Regions from separate parts of the Homo sapiens genome. Here region 1 is linked to region 2. A link is a loop called in an ENCODE intact Hi-C map of the cell type or tissue named here. Cell type or tissue: mammary epithelial cell. All regions are shown on one strand.

Region 1 (2,500 bases), 390 kb before region 2:
GGGTGTAGGGGCTCTAACTATGAAAGGCTGAACTGGGAAATAAAAATATGTCCACCTGTTACCTATTTTTGGCACACTTGTTAGAAAGCTGAGGATTAGAAGTAGGGTCCCTTGTAGGCTCTTGTTGAGTGGATTTGGAGAAAACATTGTTTCAGAGACATTATTTTTTTAAGTAGGGTGAGTAGGTGGAAAGTGCAGGAAGAAAAACTAGGGCAGGAAAACAAAATCTGAGACATCTGCAGCAATATACCTGTGATGTGCTGAAGGTCTGAATTTCTATTACTGTGTAGGAAATGGAAAGTCCTACATCTCAGTAAGTGTGTGTAACCAGCTAACAGCAGTATAGAGAATAATATCTTTAAAAAGTTCTTTTGTTTTAAATTAACACCTGATTTGAGTGTTAATACTTAATGAGCTTAGAGTTCCAGATTTGAGAGCAGCTCTGAGCAGTATAGCAGCAGCCTGAATACTCTTCTCCAGAGGAATTGTTTTGCTAAAAGGTGCAGTGACTTTGGGTGAAGTGTGAAGAATGGAGACCATGTAGCATGGCAGGGGGAACATGGATTTTGGAGCCAAACTGACCTTGCCTGAGCTCCACAACTGACTAGTTTGTGAATTCAGGAAAGCTGCTTAATCTCACTGAACCTGTTGTTGCTTTTGTAAAATGGAAATAATAACCCCTACCATGTAGATTCATAGGGATGATGAAACACTATCATGCATGTAAAGTGTCTGACTTTGCTCTTCTTTCAAGGAGTAATTACCTATTAGTTTACAAAGACCTAGGACTCTGTCTTGAGAGTTAGTCTAAAATATTTGAGGAATGAAAATAAGCAGCAGAAATTTAACCAATTTTCTGATGACCGCTTTATCTTGATGATTGAAAGTCCTGTGCCTCTTTTGAACTAATTGTTCTGCTGTTTTAAAAATTAAGCCAGACAGTGATTATAGTAATAGTCATCTTTGTGTATAAGCAATCTACCTTTTTTTTTTTTTTTTGAGTCAGAGTTTCGCTCTTGTTGCCCAGGCTGGAGTACAGTGGCACGACCTTGGCTCACTGCAGCCTCTGCCTCCCAGGTTCAAGTGATTCTCCTGCCTCACCCTCCCAAGTAGCTGGGATTACAGGCACATGCCACCATGCCTGGCTAGTTTTATATTTTTAGTAGAGACAGGGTTTCACCATGTTGGTCAGGCTGGTCTCGAACTCCTGGCCTCAAGCAATCCACCCACATCAGCCTCCAAAAGTGCTGGGATTACAGGCATGAGCCACCATGCCCAGCCACACCCTACTTTTTATAAAGGCTACTTTTCAGAAAACTTTACTGTGTTACAGAAATTGTATTATGTGTACTGAGCACTAGATGGTGCTCATATAAGGCAAAAAGGGCAGCTCTTGGCACAGTCACTTAAAACTAATTTTTCTAAGTACCAAAGTAATGCATGTTCATTTTTAATACTTTAAATACAGAAAAGCACCAGGAAGGCAAAAAAAAAAAAAGATAAAAATAATAACAACCAAGAGTAACTTGTTAACATTATGGTGTATATCGTTTTAATTCTCTCTCATTTTTAAAATTTTTTTAATTTTTTTTTTTTTTTTTTTTTGAGAGACCCAGTCTCACTCTGTCTCCCAGACTGTAGTGCAGTGGTGTGATCTCAGCTTACTGCAACCTCCACCTCCTGGGTTCAAGCAATTCTTCTGCCTCAGGCTCCTGAGTAGCTGGGACTACAGGTGTGTGCCATGCTCGGCTAATTTTTGTATTTTTGGTAGAGACAGGGTTTTGCCATGTTGGCCTGGCTGGTCTCAAACTCCTGACTTCAGGTTGAAGCAGGAGAATCGCTTGAGCCCTGGAAACAGAGGTTTCAGTGAGCTGAGGTCATGCCACTGTACTCCAGCCTGGGAGACAGAAAGAAACTCCACATCAAAAAAAAAGGAAGTATTTTTTTGATTAATATACCTAAAAAAATAGTTATGGAATGTCTTCTAGTTGCTAGGGACTGTTTTTAAGGACTAAAAACATGAGTGACAAAGTCCCTGCTCTCATGCAGTTTATATGTTACTAGAGGAGATGAGCGATAAACAAGTGAACAAATAAATATGTTAAGTCATTTCTGGAAGTGTCAAGTGTAAGGAAGAAAAGCGAAGCGGAGTGAGGTGATGGAGAGCAATAGCTTTAGGAGATTTCTTTAGCCAGAGAGTCTCTGGGAAAGCAGCATTTGAGCAGAGACATTATGATGCCAGGGAGTGAGCCATGCATGTTTTGTGGAGAGTATTCCAGGTAGAGGGGCAGCGAGTGTAAAGAGGCTGAAGTGGAAGTAAGTTCTGCTTGTTAGAAGAGCAGCAAAAGGCCCGTGTAGCAGAACAGCCAACACGAAACAAATAACATAAGGACTTGGCTGTGTGAAAGATCTTATAAGTTGTATGGTATTCCAGAGATGAGCCTGTTTCATTATCACTATTTGGGAATTGAGTCTAGTCTGCTATAATTTACTAACTATC
Region 2 (2,500 bases):
TTCCCTCAGGTCTTGGGGGGCGACGCTGGCTGTGGTCTGGGACTTCAGCCGGGGCTGTCAGCTGGAACCTGGCCTAGGGCCTGGGATTCCTCCCAGCATGGGACCTCACAGTAGCTGGACTTGGACGTGGTGGCTCAGGGCACCAAGCAAGTGTCCAGCACACCAAGCCAAGGCTCCATCACCATTCACTCCAGAGCCTGAAAAGAGGGAAGGCAGCATCATAGAGGGGCTGAAGAACATGGACCCCGGAGACAGACCACCTGGGTTCCAATCACACTCCAGCACGTACTGGCTGTGGGACCTCTCAGGGCCTCCATTTCCTTATCTATAAAATGGAGGTAATAATTGATGTTCACGCAAAGCTGTTACGAAGATTAAGCCCGTGCTGCAAGGTGGCGCCCTCAGAGCAGAGCCTGATGCATCCATGGTCCATGCCTCACAGGTGTGTGTTGCTGGAAGTGTTATCCCGAGGGGAGCTCCTAAGAGGCAAGGCATGGGCACGCCTGTGGGAGGGGAGGCGGGAGCCCAGGGAAGGGAGAGCCTGCAGCCTCGGGGGTGGGTGGTGCAGGCCTTCCAGGGGCCAGGGCAGCCTCCACGTGCAACGTCACATTTCATCTGTGCCTCAAAGTCCATATGGGGGAGATCCAGCTTGGGGACACCATGAGCAAGGGCTTGGTCAGCCCCAAATCAAGGCAGGTTCAGAGAATGGGAAGTGGCTCCACTCAGCTGAGGCCATGGCCAGTGGAGAGGGTGGCCCCAGCCCTGGCCCAGTGGGTCCTAGTTAGGGCTGTGATGATGATTTTGATATTTGAGAACATGTGGCAGGCCCAGCAAAGTGGTTTCAGGTCAGCTCTTCCATTCCAAGCCCATTCCCCTGCCCAACAGTCACTCCTTTACTTCACTGTTGCCATCCTTAAACAGGGCAGAGGCCGTGTGAGCCCATTAGGACACAGGTGTGAAATAACTCCCCAAGAGGCTGTGTGTAATCCCAGTACTTTGGGAGACCATGGCGGGAGGATCACTTGAGCCCAGGAGTTCAAGACCAACCTAAGCAACATAGTGAGATCTTGCCACTAAAAAGCATTTTAAAATCTAGCTGGGTGTGGTGGCACACACCTATATTTCCAGGAGGCTGAGGCGGGAGGATTGCTTGAGCCCAGGATGTCGAGGCTACAGTGGGCTATGATCATACCATTGTACTCCAGGCTAGGTGACAGAGCAAGACCCACCTCTTTTAAAAAAAAAAAAAAAAAAAGGCTGTGTGGACCCAAGTATGCATGCGTGTGCATGTATGTGTGTGTCTGCATGTGTGTGCACGTGCGTGTGTATGTGTCTGTGTGTAACAATCAGGGCCATCACGTTGTGGTCCAGCCAGCATGTCAAGTCTGTGTGTGGGGCGCCCTCTGCAGTTAAGCAGTGCACAACCCATGCAGCTGTACCTGGCAGCCCTGAGTGTGGACTGTGGGACCGTCTGCTAGGTAACCTCCCTGACGCCAGGCCCAGGCCCCGCCTCCCAGCCCCTCATGCCCTGCCTGCGGGAGCTACAAACCTGAGCTCACCACTCTACAGGCTCTTTTCCCTCTGGTGAGGCTGCTCCCTGGGTCTCTGGTCCTGGCATGCTCCTCCTGCAGATGCTGTGGGGACAGCAAGGTGTAGGGCGGTGTGACCTTGGCTCTGAGACTGGCTAGGCCCCTCCTCTGTTACCTGAGTCATGGAATTCTCCAGAAGTGGGCAGGGCTGAGCCCTGGAGCCAGGAGAGGTGAGGTCATGGGTTTTGTCTACCATGGGCCCTGCCATCAGGCAGGGAAGGGTGTGTCCCCTCCGTGGGGCGTGGCGGCTGAACCCAGGTTTCCCGGAGCTCCTGGCTTTGACCTAAGCCTGAGCGTCCCTCCCACAGGCCGGAGCTCTCTCGTTGGTGCTGCACCTCCATCCGGGGCTACATGTCCCCTCCACCTTTCTCACCCAACACTGGACGGCAGGGAAGCCCTGTGAGGGAAGAGGGGGTGAGTTAGGGCCCCTGGGGGCTGCGTGCTGCAGATGGAGGTGGGGGACCACACTAGCTGTGCGCTTTGCCTGGAGAGGTGGGGATGGGATGTCCTGGTGAAGGGCTAGAGGGGTAGCCAGGGCCCAGCTGTGGCAGTGGGGGCAGTGGCACTGGACTCCAGTGTGGTGACCATGCCGGCCCTGGAGGGGTCTGAGCCGGGGCATGGCTTGGCAAAGGTCATGGTGGAACTGGACAGCTGTGTGGGAGCGGAGGGGAGGCCAGGGTAGGCAGGGCCCTCACAGGCAATTGCAGCCAGGCCCTGACGACTGCAAGGGTTCCCATGCGGGATCCGGGACCCACACTGGACGAGCCCCCTGCCACTCTCCACACACTTCACCCAGTCTCAGTCACTCTCCCACCAGCTCCGAAACAGAGGGGAAACTGAGGCCTCAGGAGGTAGCTCTGGGCCCCAGCTCACACAGGGACTGCAGGGGCTTGGACCCAGCTTCCCCAGCT

What was found. A loop is a pair of places that touch in the nucleus more often than their neighbours do. Peaks named below come from ENCODE experiments on the same cell type or tissue, not always from the same donor. Only the 100,000 strongest peaks of a DNase experiment are listed, where the experiment ranks them.
Region 1: a loop joins it to region 2, with 3 times the contacts of the local background. A loop is called at or near these places in 7 of 110 quality-filtered maps.

Annotation. Positions count from the first base shown.
Region 1 is chr18:49,414,427-49,416,926 of GRCh38, reverse strand. All of the region lies in intron 2 of DYM (dymeclin), which reads left to right. Among named protein-coding and RNA genes, the nearest start is that of DYM, 45 kb to the left of the region's middle. In mammary epithelial cell, a CTCF peak has its summit at 1,378 (motif pointing right); a DNase peak (open chromatin) is centred at 1,326.
Region 2 is chr18:49,020,907-49,023,406 of GRCh38, reverse strand. No RefSeq gene overlaps it. Among named protein-coding and RNA genes, the nearest start is that of DYM-AS1, 1.5 kb to the left of the region's middle. In mammary epithelial cell, a CTCF peak has its summit at 1,414 (motif pointing left); a DNase peak (open chromatin) is centred at 1,716.